Linked DNA regions of Homo sapiens: region 2 is linked to region 1. The links are chromatin loops, found by intact Hi-C in ENCODE. Cell type or tissue: CD14-positive monocyte. All regions are shown on one strand.

Evidence for each region. A loop is a pair of places that touch in the nucleus more often than their neighbours do. Peaks named below come from ENCODE experiments on the same cell type or tissue, not always from the same donor. Only the 100,000 strongest peaks of a DNase experiment are listed, where the experiment ranks them.
Region 2: it touches region 1 in a loop (2.5-fold over the local background); 17 of 110 quality-filtered maps call a loop at or near these places.

What each region holds. Positions count from the first base shown.
Region 1 is chr10:79,237,412-79,245,411 of GRCh38, reverse strand. All of the region lies in intron 7 of ZMIZ1 (zinc finger MIZ-type containing 1), which reads right to left. Among named protein-coding and RNA genes, the nearest start is that of PPIF, 110 kb to the left of the region's middle. RefSeq lists enhancers at 26-155, 326-405, 2,617-3,568, 4,609-5,236, 5,237-5,865 and 1 more, cis regulatory regions at 182-682, 56-888, 1,280-1,780, 1,284-1,784, 2,180-2,680 and 3 more and silencers at 1,536-1,865, 2,256-2,545, 2,816-2,925, 2,976-3,115. In CD14-positive monocyte, no CTCF peak of the experiment used is centred here; DNase peaks (open chromatin) are centred at 411, 2,491, 3,081, 5,931 and 3 weaker places; H3K4me3 peaks cover 4,187 bases; H3K27ac peaks cover 6,977 bases.
Region 2 is chr10:79,350,079-79,358,078 of GRCh38, reverse strand. It overlaps PPIF (peptidylprolyl isomerase F), which reads right to left. Exons shown (of 6, transcript NM_005729.4): 4 at 6,496-6,592; 5 at 5,687-5,762; 6 at 2,745-4,372. The coding sequence ends at 4,237. Among named protein-coding and RNA genes, the nearest start is that of PPIF, 6.6 kb to the right of the region's middle. RefSeq lists cis regulatory regions at 1,530-2,030, 3,490-3,990, 3,496-3,996, 3,499-3,999, 3,558-4,058 and 3 more and an enhancer at 5,859-6,359. In CD14-positive monocyte, no CTCF peak of the experiment used is centred here; DNase peaks (open chromatin) are centred at 1,738, 2,268, 4,788, 5,398 and 1 weaker place; H3K4me3 peaks cover 4,213 bases; H3K27ac peaks cover 6,137 bases.

The sequences.
Region 1 (8,000 bases):
GCATACGGTGATGAGAAACACGTGGTCCCTGCCTTCAGGGAGCCCACTGGCATCAAGGTCTTGCTCCTGTTGGAGCCAGGCCTGGCCTCCTACATCCCCAACTGGATGATCTCGGGCACATCAGTTTTCCCATCTGAAACTGGGGCTCAAAAGTCCCTGAGCGCACAGGCTGTGATGAGAATCAAGAGGCATGAGAGAGGCACAGGGGCTCTGAGCCAGGGGAGGGCTGTGCAGGGCAGTGGAGGCAGCCTTATGTAGCGAGGTGTAAACTCTGTGCAGGCTGCGCTTCCGGTAAAGACCTAGATTCTCACCAAAGCATCGCCGTTTGGTGGTTTCTCACTAAGGAAGTTCAGGATAAAAATAGCTCAGAAGGGGACTTGAATCCAGCTAGTTGGAGGGTAGTCACTGCCTGGCTTATACACAAAAAAAGGGGAAAGGCTTGTTAGGAGCCACGTGGACTCCAAGAGTCACCCTTCCACGCAACCCCTGGGACAGGGCCTTTCCTCCATAGCAGATGGGAGATAAGCTTCAGGCCCAGAGCCCCATAACTGGGGGAGCCGGAGCCCCCACGTAACATCTGGGGTCACCCTGACTTCAGGATGGCACGGCCTTTTCACCCCAACTCACTCCTCAGCCAGATTTCTGACTCTCAGCCTGATTTCTCTCCTCAGCCCAATTTCTGTGGCCACTCTCAAAGATGGGCCAATGAGAAGCACACTGGCACCAACTCCATGCCACCTGCCACACAAAGCCTTCCTGCTGGAAGAGCCATCAGCCCTGCTCAACACTCATCTGGCAGTCTCGCCTGATGGTCAAGGGCGAAGGGACTGGGTCCCCACTGCAGGAATGACAGTCTCCTGAAACCCGTCTAAAGAAGTGCCAGCTGACCTCTCCTAGTTTCCCCCCAGAGGGCTTCTCGACCCAGGAACTGGTACCTATCTGGTGCCCACCGCACCATGGCTTGGCTTCGAAGACACCAATACCAAAACCACATGCTCAGGACCCCAGGCAGCCTCCTCTTAGTCCCTATCAAGGGGCTCTTTCTCCAAGGTCTTGTACAAGGTCCTCACAACCAGGCATCTCCTGAAAGGCTGCTTCCTGCCCTCTGGTGCAAATCCACCTCTCTCCTCTAGCCAGCTTGCCAGCAAACACTTGTCAGAAGTCTATTCGGCACCCACCACCTTTGCGAAGGGCACCCTGCCGCAATGGTGGCATCACCAGTGCCCGTGGGGTCTCTACGCGCTGGAGGCATCAGGGCTGCATTCTGACAAAGGAGCAGCTTGAAGTCGAGGACCCTCAGGCGCTGCCTCCGAAGGCATCCTGGCCGATTCTTATTTTTGCAGCGTGAGCCGACTGAGCACAGAGCCTCGTAAAATGTCTGCTGGAGAGCCAACACTTCACCTTCAGGGACCTGGGTGGGGGCGCACTCTGCCCCGTGGCCCCAAAGAGAAATGAAGGCCCCGTCTGTGGGCACACAAAACCGGCCCGGTGCACGCCGGTGCCACTCTCGCGGCCAAGCCTGGGGCTGACACCATGCAGCACACGGCGCTACCCACAATGCACCGGCCCTCCTCTGTCACACACAGGCACGCACACTCACCCCCGCGCCCGGAGGGAGCCCAGGGCCCGGCCCGTGGGCGCCCAGGCGCCGACCCCTCCGACCCCGCACTTACCTAGAAGTTGCACCGGTCGCGATCCCGCCCTGGCGCCCTCGGGGGCTTGGGGCCCGGCCGGCGGCGGCCGCGGCGAGCGACTCCGGGTAGGATTCAGCCAGCGCCGAACAAAGGCTGCGCGCAGGCAGCGGGCGCCGCCTGCATCCCCGCTCCGCGCCCCGGCGGCGGCGGCGGCGCGGGGGCCCGGGCGGGTCCGGCGCCCGCTCGCTCCGCGCTGCCCGCTCCGAGGGCGCTCCGGCTCCCGCGCTCCCGCTCGCTGCTGCCCGCCACCGCCGCCGCCGTCCGGCTACCGCACCGCACACATCAATTATTCATCGCCCGTCTCCAGCTTCCCGGGCGAAGCCAATCATAGGCGGAGGCTCCGCTAATGGGGCCGCCGCCGCCGCCGCCGAGGAGGCAGCCAGCCGCGCGCCCGGGCGCAAGCGACAGCTCTCCAGGGACGGGGATGGGCCGGGGGCGCGCGGGGGGCGGGGGCGCACGGGGCGCGCCGGAGAAACTTCCCACGGCCCGCGCTCTGCGCCGCGCTCGCGGACCCTGCGGGCGTGACCACCCACCCTGCGTGTGCCCGCGTGGGGCTGGGGGCTCCGGGGGAGGCCAGGCCAGCCGCGGCGGGGGGAGGGGAGGGAGGAGGAGGAGGAGCGCGGGAGGAAGATGAAAGGCGAGCAGACCTGCCTTGGCGTCTCCAGGGAGCCCCGGCTCGCGCGCGCCCTCCCCGCCCCGCGAGCCTCGCCGTCCGCACCCCGCCCCCCAGCCCGCCGCCCGCACTCACTCGCGCGCGCAGACCGTCAGCCCAGCCACTTCGCTGCGAGGGAGCGCGAGCGAGTATGAATCGGAGGCAGCTCACATTTCAAACTTGCACGCAGGGGTGGTGCTGGTGCACGCCGCTGCCGAGCGAACGCACGACCCGACGAGCAGCACTCCAGCCTCCGGGCGGGGGCGGCGACGAGGCCCCTTTCCTTCCCCCGCCCAGGCAATTAATTGGAAGCAACACTTGTGCGAGTGGGGCTCCCGGAGCGCTGTCGCCCGAGGAGGCCGCCGGGAAGGCGCTGGCGGTGGATGACTTCGGGTGTCTCCCGCCCCCCAGCGAATCCTCCCAAGTGGGCATGCTAATGAGGGTCCACGGCGGGGAGGGGGTGGAGGAGGGAGCTGAACTGGAGGGGGCCTCGGCCGGGGGGAGGGGAGGGGAGGGGAGGGGAGGGCGGGGCTAGGCATCCAGATTAAATCTCGGTTTAAAGGATTTTCGGAACGGGCTACGGGGTGGAGAAGGTAGGCGGCCCGGCATCTTACTTCCCTGACCCTGGGTGCCCTGGCACCCCCGGGATTCCCCGAGCGAGGGGCCCAGGACAGGGTGAACACGCGCACGTACGCTCCCGCTCCCCGACTTCGGGGAGTTCCTGTGACCAGGAGCTGGCGGCAGGAGGGAAGCCGGGGGCGGCTGCGCGCGGCCCTGCCCCGCCCCGGGAGCTGCTGCCTTCCTGACATTGCATCCTGTGGTGGCCGAGGCCTCTTCCTTCCAGCCAGTCTGTCGCAAGGGCTCCGGGCTTTCAGCGCTTGCTCACCCCCCACCTCTCTGCCCCTTAGACACCCCTGGAAGCCCACCTGCTGTCCCACCTCCAGAGATCTTCGCCCCTTCCTCTTTCGTGGGCACTCCCTGTCATCATTACCCCCTCGGGAGAAACTGTATTTTATAGCTCCCTCCCCCAGCCCCACCCACCTGCCTGTGAAAGTTGCTTGTGTGGTGACCTAACTGCCCCAAACACTTAGGAAGGTAAGTGAGTCCCCATCATTCATCCCCAAAGAAGGGCAGCCATGACTGTCTTTAAAATCTCCTCTGTATTGGACTGCCGTGCCCTGCTGCCCTGGCCAACACCGGGAGCTGACCAGGTTCACTGGCCTTTGAGGTGACATCTCCTGACTCCATCCCCTCTTCTCAGCCTCAGCCTCTGGCTGGCCCCTAAACCTTCCTGCCGGCCCTGGAAGTTGCTGGGACAAATCACTTATCTAGAAATAATGTTCTTGCTCCTTGTTTGACATAAATCGTTAGCAGGCTCTAATCCCACCCACTGCCACTTGAAATATCGCTTTCAGGATGGCATTTGAAAATGCAGTTGTCATGGGCTTTCCCTCCGAGAAGCTGGTTAAATGGATTAATTCGTACTTCATAACTTGAGCCTTTTGGACACGAACTAGCTTCCTGCAAGAGAAATTAATTGGCATCCCCTTACTGGCAGGCCAACCCCAGGGCAGCCAGGGGAAGGACTTCCCTTCAGCTTTGCACAAATTCCAGGCTCTGCTTATCCTCACCTCCATCTCATCTCCTTGTAGGTTATTATGGCTTCTTTGGGGACAGTCATTTACTCACTGAGACATTCACTGGGGCCCTGCCCTCCCAAGCAGCACCGCAGGCAGGGGTCCAGTGAAGACTCGCCCATCTCCCCACTGCAGATCCTCCAGATGACTGACCTACTCTAAAGCCCACTGCTCAGCAAATGACACCCAGAAAACAGATGTGGTGGGACAATATGGCTCACGTGTTCCAAGAGAACACTGAGATGGATGTACCTAAGATCTGGTTTCTACTGTTAATCTGGTTTTTAACAATGTCAACACTTGGACCTCCATTATCCAGAATCCAAAGAGCCACTATCTGAAATAACCAGAACACAAACCCTTCCCCATTCTGTGCAATGGCAGTTCACTATTCTAATCTGATCCTTAGTGCTTTCTGAGCCACCAAAGACCCGCATGTTTGGGACTTCCAAATTCATTTTTGAGATATCCTATATGTGTTGGTACCATGTGGCCAGCCCCAGGAGCTGAGTTCAGCAAAACCACTTTGGTAGGTTGAGCCAGAATTTGGACTGGAATTGAGCAGAGGTTTATACCAGAGGGGGACAGACCTGGTGGCATTGCCCAGGAAACTTCAATAAAGACAACCTGCCAGTCTCCCTACCCCATCTCCCTGTTCTCCCAGGTACCCACTCTGGTAAGTCATAGGGTGGGGCTGGAGAAGAGAATTAATATACGCTCCTCCGGCTTGAGACCAGAGATTTTAGACTTTCCCCAGGTAAGCAAAAAAAAAAAAAAAAAAAAAAAAAAAGATAAATACTCTTCACTAGATTTACGTAATTAGGAAAACAAATTGTTTTCAAGCATCCATTCACCAGACTGCACGGGAGGCCTTCAGGCCAAAGCTGGGGTTTTCAGATGCTAATTTCAAGGCTCTCTCTGGCCCACTTGGTTAGCAAACTCTTTCTAGTTACACGCCTCCGGTCTACAGAAATACGGGCACTCCAACCAGTCTCTGCTTCAGAGGGCCTTCTCCACTTGTTCCGAGTTCCAACTCCACTTCTCCAACTTCCAAAGATTTGCTCAAAAGCCTGGGGCCCAAAGCAGCCCGCTCCACCCCCTTGATAAGGATCTACAGCAAAGAGGCCGCAGACAAAGGCGCTCTCCACCTCAGCTCACAGGCACTTGGTGAGCTCTCTGAGTGACCTCGGCAAGGGGGGCATAGCCCCAGGGGAATGACTTGGGAGAGAGAAGAAAGGAAGAAGAAAGGGCGAGCTGCAGCCCCCGCGCTGCGGCTCCTTGATGAATGCCCGCCAGCGCTTGGGAGGCCTGACGCGAGGATCAATAGCGGGTGGCTTTTCTCGCGGGTGTTTGAACTCCTCCTGCCGTGGGCCCTGGCGAGGAGGAGCCGCCGATAAATCACGGCGCTGCAGCCGGGAAGGCAGTGGTGGCTTGCTCGGGAGAGCAAGGGGAGGGAGGATGCTTTACCCAGCTGGAGGAGCCTGCCATGCGGAGCCTGCCTCTGCAAGACCAACTGGGTGGGGTTGGGGTGGGGGCGGGTGGGGACCCTTCCAGTCAAGCTGGGGGCGCAGACAGGGGCCTTCTCCAGGGCTCCCCTGTTTACCCACAGAGGGATGGGCTTCCTGGATCCTGTCCCAGCATTACCCAGTAAAAAGAATCAAGCCACCTAGGATGTAGGTCACCCAGGGGTCAAAGTGGTTCTGGGCTGGGTCACCTCCTGTATAAGGCTTTGCATAGTGGGAGGCCTGGGGGCTGAGAGGCCACTAGCAAGGAAAGACAAGCATACAAAAGCCAGGCTCCCTCTGACCGCTTAGAGGGAGAACAATGAAGCCAGGGACGGCTCTGCTGGGTGCTGGGTTCTGAGACACAGAGCTCTTCTTCAGGCAGGGTCTGCTGATTCAGCAGGGCTGAGCAAGGATCCTATGACTCGGAGATGTCACCCATGCGGGCGTAGGCGCTCAGAGGGAGGGTGAGGTGGACAAGGAGGCCCCAGCCACGTGTCCACGTGAGAGTGACAGGCATGAGCTCAGGCCCTGGGAGCTGCCTGGGCCATCCACCTTCACATCCCTGGTCCTTCTCAGGACACGTGGGAGTGTAGAGCATAGAGTGGGCATTCAACAAATGGATGCACACATACCGGGGACCTGGCATGGAGCAGCTATCACACAGCCAGCTCAGTTGCCCAAGGAAGGCTCAAACAGCAGCCCTGGGGCATGAGACAACTCAGGGGCTCTGCCTCCAGAGACCCCTTCCTGGGGCTTCTGCCAACCTCTGAGGGGTCAGGGCATAAACTCTCATGTGTCTTTATGACACTGTTCTCTCTGTCCCCACTCCCTTTCCCCCCTCATCCTGGTCAACCTCCTCAGGTCTTCACTTAGTCTTTAAGATGAAAGGGACAGTTGCGGTTGAGCTCCTGGCCAATGCAGGCATCCCCACCAGACCTCAGAACCCCTCCTGTGTCCACACACGGGGTCACAGAGCTAGGGGCCCAAGCAGGATCCTGGCCTCTGCTCTCCTGGTGTAATAAGCAGCTCATGGTTACTGAGAGCTTGCTGGTTGGCAGGCACACTTCCAGGCATTTTCCAAGTATTAACAATCCTCACCACCAGACCTTTCTGACAGGAGCTATTTCCACTGTACAGAAACTAAAACAGAGGCGCAGGGAGGTTTAGACAATTTGCCCAAGGGTTTAAATGACTTGGCAATCCAGTTCAAAAGTATGCATTGATAACCATCACATATTCCCAAGGTGGGAGTCTAGGATCCAGAGAAGGAAGGTGACCTCCAGGTCACACAGTCAATTAGAGCTGTGATGAGAGCTCATGCCCCCAACTCCGTTTTATATTCTTTCCCTCATACCACATTACAAATACTGAAATAGTTCTTGCTTCATTGTGTTTCTTTTTAGAGTTTAGCATCTATGCATTTGTAAGCATTTGTGTGACATTTTGAGTTTGCTGGGGCTCCACCTGAGTGGGGGACAGGGACACGATGCACAGTGAGACCTCCATGCCTCTTAGCCTCCTGCCACTCTACCCCGCTCCCCTTCCTGGGCGTATCCTCCAGCAGGGCCACTCATCCTGGACCCAGGCTGCATTCCCAGAAGTCTGCATTTGGCTTCCACCCAAATCCTATAATCGTTTCATTTTGAAAACAATACCACCCGGTGCCCCACACCTCCACTCAGTACCTCCGAGAAGTTCTACAAGGGCAAGGTTACTGGGGTTCCAGGAAAGCATCCTGCCAGGCTAGAGGAGAAGAGAGGATTCTGAGGGGAGGGGGCACGTGAACCAGACACAAAATGATCATTCAGAGGAGCCTGCTCAGCTACCTGCTCAGCCCCAGGCTACCGAGCGGGGAGGGGGCAAGCGGGGAGCCGGTAGGGCTTGGGGCTGCCCCCAGGGCTAGGGCGGAGACAGGAAGGAACTGGCCATGCTCTCCTGGCTAACTGAGGCGCTGCAGAGGGAAGGGAGGAGCCTGGATTTGGAGGCTGAGGCTCAGGAAACAAGTTCTGACTAGCTGGTGGCCCTGACGAGCTGTTAGGCTTTCAGAGCCTCGACCTCCTCCTTTGTAAAACAAGGGTGAGACCACCTAACACCAGGTCCTAGGAAAGACCAATTGAGAAGCCATGGTGTTAGGGAGTGAACTGTGTCCCCACAAAAAATGTTGAACTCCTAACCCCCAGAACCTGTGAATGTGTCTTTATTTGGAAGGAAGTAGGGCCTTTGCAGATGACCACGTTAAGATGAGGTCATTAGGGTGGGCCCTAATCCATCAGAACTAGTGTCCTTATAAAAAGAAGTTTAGACACAGAGACATGCATGCAGGGACAATGCCACGTGAAGACTGAAGTTATGTTGCCACAAGCCAAGAAACTACCAGAAGCGAGGAGAGAACCTTGGAGAAGATCCTTCCCTAGAGCCTTCTGAGGGACCTTGGCCCTACTGACACCTTCCTCTGGGCTTTTAGGTCTCCAGAACTGTGAGACAGTGAATCGCTATTGTGTAAGCCACCCGC
Region 2 (8,000 bases), 110 kb before region 1:
TTGTAGAGATGCGATCTCACTATGTTGACCAGGCTGGTCTGAAACCCCTGGGCTCAAGCAATCCGTTCACCTCTGCTTCCCAAAGTGCTGGGATTACAGGCATGAGCCACCATGCCTGGCTGGCCACTTTGACCAGCGCTATCGAGGAGCTCCCCTGCCCACTGGCCTCCACAGAGCTTGAGTGGAATAGGATGTGCCCCACCCAGTCATCCGAGACTTGTCGGTCAGACTCCTTAAGTGAGGCTTCTTTTAAAAGTGGAGGGTGTCACACTAGAGTCCCAGAAAGTCCAGTAAAAAATGTTTCCAGAAGTAAATGATGACTCTAGTGTTGAGCCATGACCTTCCCTTTCACTCTTACCCACTGTGGCTACACTCAAATTCTTAAGCTTTATCAGATTTGTCTCCGGAATTGCTTCCTGCCGGAGAGTTCATGGTCTCGTTGACTTCGAGAATGGAGCCACGGCCCTTCACGGTGAGTGTTACAGCTCTTAAAGATGGCACAAGTGAGCGGTAGCAAGGTTTATTGTGAAGAGGGAAAGGACAAAGTTTCCACAACACGGAAAGAGACCCGAGCCAGTTGCGGCTGCTGGTTGGGATAGCCAACTTTTATTCCCTTATTTGTCCCCGCCCATGTTCCATTTCTGTCCTATCAGAGTGCCTTTTTTCAGTCCTCCCCACGAATGGCTACTTTCAGAATCCTGCTGATTGGTCCGTTTTACAGAGTGCTGATTGGTGCATTTTACAGAGCGCTGATTGGTGCATTTTACAATCCTCTTGTAAGACAGGAAAGTTCCCCAAGGGATGTCCAGCTGGCTTCACCTCTCAGAATTATTATTTTAAAATTCAGATTCCTAGATGCAAATATTCAAAAGGCGTCTCAGGTATGGCCAGAAATCTGCATGATTTACTGGCACTCTGTGATTCCTAGAAGCATTGCTTTAGGCCTTCCCAGACCTACGAAACCTTTAAGAAATTCCTTTTCATGGAGCAAGATTCTTTAGAACCCAGAAGCATATTAGAGCCTCACACATTCTCACACATGCCACACTGGAGAAGCCAGACATGAAAAAGTGAACCCTGCTCAATACCATTTCTACAAAGTTCTAGAACAGGCAAAATTACAGGGATAAGATCCAGTGGCTGCCTGGGAAGGGGCACAGAGAGAACTTTCTGGAAAGACGGAAACATTCTGTATCTTAATTTGGTGATAGATATTACTAGTATATGCTTTTGTCAAAAGTCATTGATGTGTACACTTGAAGTGACTTTTCTTGTACGTAAATATACCTCAATGAAATCATTTTGAAAAGCTATCACATCACAGAAAATAAAATTGATGTTTCAGATTTTTTTTAAAAATCGTGTGTACATGGCACCACTTATGATTACATCTATGAGTGCATGTGTAAGACTCACTGCCTCATTTATGCATGAGGTATTGAGTGCTCACTGGCCAGAAACAAGCCAGTATTTTATTTGTATATTACTTATGTTCTTGCTTTATGCAAGAAATATGACTAGGCTCAGGCCTTTGTGCAGGGAGCTCAGGGAATGAGCAGCACAGGGAACGGCCCTGCTTTCAGGGAACTCGGTTTTTAGGAGATTCCTGCATGTTTGGTGCACCCTCACCTCACCTTAGACTTCTCTGGGTGGAGATACACACACATAGACACACACACATACACGCGTGCACACACACACACTCTCCTCAGCAAGAAGGAAACACAATGACTAAACATAAGCCCCAAAAGAGGAAACTCCAGAGGGAGTGAAGCTGTGGGCTTTGACCTCAGAGATCAGTTGTGCTCTGAATGTGTGTGGCCTGAGAACCTTTGGCAATATGTCCCCCAAGGCACCTGTGCATTCTCGAAGGCCCCCAACAGAAATCCCTGCAGACTGCCAAAAACCCTGGATTCTAGCCCGTTTTGCCAATTGATTCACAGGGTCACATGGGACAATCATAATCCCTCTTGGGGTCTCAGTTTACCCATCTGTAAAGTGTTGGACTGGATGAGAAATTACTAATTATGATTTGGCTCAAGATCCTATTCTTCAAATGAAATCCCTTACAGAACCCCAATATAAATGGAGGGCATCTATGACTGCAAATGGGGTTCAGGGGCCCATGCTCCTTGTGTCCTCCTTGTCTGCTTTGAGGACTCTTAACGCTCTTGATAATTGTTTTAAGACTACTTGTCCTACTGAAACTGACTTCATGGGAACTCTCCATGACTCCAAATGACCCGACCCCAGTCACCATGACCTCAGAGTGACTCCATTAACCTAAGACTACACATAACCTCACTCAGGGAACCCCAGTGAGAAATAATTCTGTTAGATGCCCTCAAAAGGGCCCAAATTTCCTCTGAGAACTGCCTGCCTGACCACTCAACTGCCGGGCCACACCACAGCCCTGTCTACCTAGGGAAGCTCTTACCTCCAATCCTGCCTTCCCTGTGAATTTGGAAACACCTAGAAGTCAATTCCAAATGGAACTGGCTTATCCTAGGAAGTCCACTCCTAACCTCAGATGATGGAGGCTCCTTTGCTCTGGCATCCCTCCTCCTTCCTAAGACCCTGACAGGGGAAAGGTCATCATCCTTGTCACTCCAGAGTGCTTAGGAAGGTGCGCCAGACACTGCGTTATGCACTTCACGTGGATCACCACCCTACGAGGTGGGCCTTATTGTTAACCCGTGTTAGGATTCTTGTATTGCTATAAAAAAATACTTGAGACTGAGTAATTTATTATTAAAAAGGTTTAATTGGCTTATGGTTCTGCAGGATGTACAGGAAGCATGGTGCTGGCATCTGCTCAGCTTCCAGGGAGGCCTCAGGAAGCTTATGACCATGGCAAAAGGTGAAGGGGGATCAGGCATGTCACATGGTGAAAGCAGGAGCAAGAAGGGGGCAGGGGGAGGTGCCACACAATTTTAAATGACCGTATCTTGCAATAATTCACCATCAAGAAAACAGCACCAAGCCATGAAATACCCGTCCCCATGATCCAAACACCTCGTAGCAGGCCCCACCTCCAGCACTGGGGATTACAGTTCAACATGAGATTTGGCTGGGGACAAATATTCAAACTATATCGCCTCCTTATGCAGCTGAGGGAAACAGACTTGGGGTCACTAAGGGGAGGAGCTGGGATTCAGGGTGGAGCCAGTGCTCATGGCATAGGCTATGGGTGCTAAGGTCGTTTGTCTGAGCCTCATCTCTAAGGCAGGGAGGACAAGTTGCCAGCACGATGACATGAAACCATCCACATGAACGTCCTGAGCATGGCATCTGCCACGGCGAGCTCAGTAAAGATCAGCTCCAAGTCACAGACCCCTCTTCCAGAAACCAGGTACCAGTCTTCCATAGAAAATAGGATTTATTTTCACATTTAAGGTGAACACAAATCCATGTTCCAGAAATGTTTTATGCATAACACATCATGAGTAGATTGAATTTCTTTAACACACAGAAAAATCAAAGCCTACCAGGAAATGCTTCCCTCCGGAGCACAGGAGCTTACAGGCCACTTCTGTTAGCAACACAGGAATTCACATTGTCTAGGCACAGCTCAAGTGAGGTTTGTTCCCAGGTTCAACTGCTCCTACCCCCATGGGCCCTCCTCAAAAACGACAGCAGCAAACCAACAGGCTTCACAGTAACCAGGAGGAAAGATCTCAGCGGGGGAACCTTCACAAAAGCCCTGAGTTGTGTTTCAAAAGCCAAGCTCTGGGGTCTGTGGCCTGTGTCACCAACTCAGGTCACACCACAGCACGGGGAAGTTAGTGTTGCAGTTTCACTTCTAGTCAATCTTGTTAATTAAATTATCCCAATTAGGAAGACAATATTAAACAGGTATTAGAGTCCTTTTGCAAAACTGACTGTCCCCCTTGGTCAAGGAAAAGACTTTCACTTGGATGGCAACCCATCACCATCACCATGTCCAAGGCACAGATGAATCTGGGCTGGGCAATCACAGGCAATGCTTGACAAGGGGTGGGTGACATCATGTCCACAAAGATGCCCAGAAATGAGGTCGTGAGGAAGGGTGGGTATTAGGAAGCAATGTGGTGGGTCCTGGCCGAGGTCTAACATCCCTAGCAGCCTTCCTCAGGCACACTGTGACAGTGGAGTGGGCACACGTATCGTTTCAGGCACCTTGGCTGACAGCCCAACGCGGCCACCTGGGTGCATGGACATTTGCAGCTGCCACCATGCCAGCACCCTGGCCACAGATTAGCTCAACTGGCCACAGTCTGTGATGACAATCTTCTTGGATGTCCTCCCACTCTTAGAGCCGAAAGATTCTATTTTCTTCACGACGTCCATGCCCTCTTTGACGTGACCGAACACAACATGCTTGCCATCCAACCTGTGAGGACGGGTGACCCGGGTGAGCAACAGTGTAGCGCAATGTCATCCAATGCCATGGACCTGGTCATGGAATTAGTTACCGAAAACAGCAATTCTGAAAAGAATCCCCATGGAATAGCTAGATCTACCCCCAAAGCTCGATCAAGCCTTGTTGAGCGCCCCAAATACACCCCAGAGGATGCCTGGCTTCCAGGACACATTCTGTCACTCATGTTGTGACCTTGCCTCAGGCCATGTAGCCTGAATCCTGGTAACCCCATCTATCAAAAGTGGAGTATTCTTTGTTCTGCATGGGGAGGTAACAGGATACTGAAATGCTCTGAAGAAAGAAGAAGTCCATACAAATGGAACCACGTTAACGGTCATGAATGATGAGTCAAGAGTCAAAGGAACAAGGGTGGTGAAACTGCAGGAGTCCTGGGCAGCTCTCAACCCGAGAGAGTCCAATAATGTAAAAGGCGGCTCAGTCCAGCTCCAGCGAAGCTGGCGTGGTTCCAGCCAAGAGCAGAACTGCAGGATCCACTGGGGTCCCATGAAGGAGCAAAGAGCAGGCTGAGCCAGCAAGGACCTGCCCAGCCCTGCCGGCCACATCTCTTGGGCTTGGAGGCTGGACACTTCTAGTGTCTGCCCCACCTAGGTCTCCCTAAAATCCTCGGAAATGGGCTTTACCAAGTCAGCTCCCAGCCAGTTCATCCCCAGGTGCCCCAGGGCTAGGACATTTGGGACTCTGGCCAGAGAAATTTATCCCTTAGAGGAAAATGTACCAGGAAAGAGACATCCCTAAAATCCATGGGCATTGAAAACAGGGCCCTTACAGGCCTGTGGCTATCTGCAGGTTTATGATAATACAGAGGCTTCATTTGGAAATTTGCTGATATCCAAATGTCTGCTGCAGCATTGCCAAGGCTCAGCCCATGGTCAAGACAAGCCTGGGAAACTCCAGGTTAAAACCACACAAGTGGGCTTCTACTCAGTCCCTCCTGAGGCCTCATAATATGTTTTGCAACATTTCCCAAATGTATCTGGTAGAGAAACCCTTTCGTGTGTGCGTGTGAGCAGAACACACTCAGAAAATTCCAGGTGACAGCAACAATGGGAACCCGAACCATGACAGAGTTGCAGGAACAACCCCAATTCTCCCTTGATCCTTCCACTAACTTTCTCTTTCTCATACAAACACACAGCCTGGGAGAGGGCCACTGTCCCAGAGCAGAAGGCCTGGCTGTAAACTGCCTGCCCCTAAAAGTGCACGAATCCTCCTCCAGCTGCAAGGCTGCCCGCATTCCCAGAGGGCCTGGGGCAGGGAACTCACCAGTCTGTCTTTATGGTGCAGATGAAGAACTGGGAGCCGTTGGTGTTAGGACCAGCATTAGCCATGGACAGGACACCTGCAAAAACCAGCAGGGCTGAGCCACGCTGCCCCTGGAGGCACCTGCCTGGGAGGGCATTTGAAAGGGCAGACGGTGCAAACCACACCAGGGACATTCGAGTCTGCAGATCCTGGGACCCAGAAGAGGAGAACCAGGGCCCGATACCAGCCCCCCAGGGTATGCCTGCCTTTGCTGCCTGCTAGTTCTCAGTGGGGTGGCCTGAGAGGACAGGGCCTTGTGGAAGCTCTCAGTGGTAGAGCTGGGGCGGGACCTGGGGCAGGACCCCAGGACCTGACCTCCAGACATCTCCACATTCTACCTTGGGTCTTATAGGTGACACGATGCTGCCACAATAACCACTCTGGCTTCCAAACCATTTGCTTTTTATCTAAGCAAGATTTTAAATAATCCTCAAAGGACCTAAGGACCATTCTGCAACAATTCTAAGTGTCCTAGAATTTCCAACCCGAAACTCAGAGGACAAACAGGGAGGTGGCCAGGGCCTCCATTCTGCTTAAAGGTTCTTCCACAAAGTTCCCAAAGGAAACCCTGCTTTTTAAACTGAGAGATGAGAAAACTCTAGGGAAACTCAACAAGCCAGAAATGCTGAGACAGCCTACAGTGTCGCAGGGAGGAAGGAGACTCATCAGATACTGGACGGTGACTGCATGTGGCCTCTCAGGGCCTGCTGGGGCTTCCAGGCCAGGTCAGAGCTGTGGGGACACTCACCCTAGAGGAGGCCCCCACTCACCTGGCCCCACGTGCTTCAGTGTAAAGTTCTCGTCAGGAAAGCGGCTTCCGTAGATGGACTTCCCGCCTGTGCCATTGTGGTTGGTGAAGTCGCCCGCCTGTGAGCACAAAGCACCTTCTGAGTGGCTACCATGGAGCAGGCGGGGGCCACGGCCCTGGCGCTGGCAGCAGCCTCAGCCCACCCAAGCCCACCCAGTTGGCGCCCCTCAGGTAAAGGGGTCAATAAACATCCAATAAAATAAGAGCTAATAATAAGAATAATAAGCAAAAAAAAAAAAGACAAAACTTAAATATCTTTTGTCACCGTAACTACCTTTGTTTCCAAATGACTTACTTTTTGTCTGAGCAAATTTTTAAGTAATCTTCAAAAGACCTAAAGGCCATTCTGAGATGATACTTAGTGACCCAGAATTTAACCCACTCCTCCTGGAGGGCAACAAGGAAGAGGCCAGAGGCCCCCCAGTTCCCGAGTCTAGTCTGTGGGAGTACCAGCAGCTGGTCCAGACCAGCTCCCCAGGCCGAGTCCCCTCACTGTCCGCGCACTGCCCCTTACCCAGCCCAGCAGCTTTCCCAACCCTTGCAGACCCAGGACAGAGTCTGCCCAAGGCTGACATCTTTCCTCAGGCCTCAGCTAAGGCCCAGGCAGCCGTGGCCAAACCTGCATGGGGCACCCATGGCCAGAAGAGCCTGGTAGCAGCCCCTATGCCTAGCGCTGCCCAGCCCAGGCCATGGCTGGCTGCTGTTTTCCTGAGATGGGATCCGTGGGTAAGAGAGGGGAACTGACCAGCCCAGCTGAAGCATCCACAGGTGTCAATTAGGTGCTCCCTAATTGATATCCCTCCCAACGGATGACTCAGGACTCTGGTCTGGACTCCCGGTGCCACCGCCTTGTGCCAGGGAGCCCTCCCGCGCTGGAGTTCCCACCCTGGCTCAGGACTTCCACCTCAGCTCCTACTTTACCATCAGCCTTAGGGCTGGGCCAGGCCTGCCGTCCCTGTGTTCACCCCGTATCCAGGCTTCGCCGCACATAGACGTCCAGTCCCAACCCGCTGCCACTTACCACGGTACGATGACGGCCACTGGGTCAGGGTGGAGGGAATGGGGAGAGAATTCCAGGCAGGAAGGTCTTCAAAGAGGTCATGACAGCCATGCCCCTGCCTCCAGGCTCTGCCTGCCCAGGACACCCAATCCCTGATCTTGAAGGTCTGTGCTAATAGAAGACCAGCCCCAACACCACCTGGGTCCTGACCCACAGGAAGCTCCTGCTACAACACCTACCCCCAAACCTCTGACACAGCAATACCAATGCTTGTGAAAACTGAGCATGACACATGACCGAAAAACATTCATTTCACCGAGAATAATGCCTTTCTCTGGGAAGGGAAGCCCCAAGTCCTGGCGTGTGTGTTCCTGCCCTGGACCTGTCTTCCTCCTCCGCCTCCTCCACTTCTCTCTCTCCCTCTCTTATCTCCCACACCAGTGCTCAGGGGCACACAGGGGACAAGG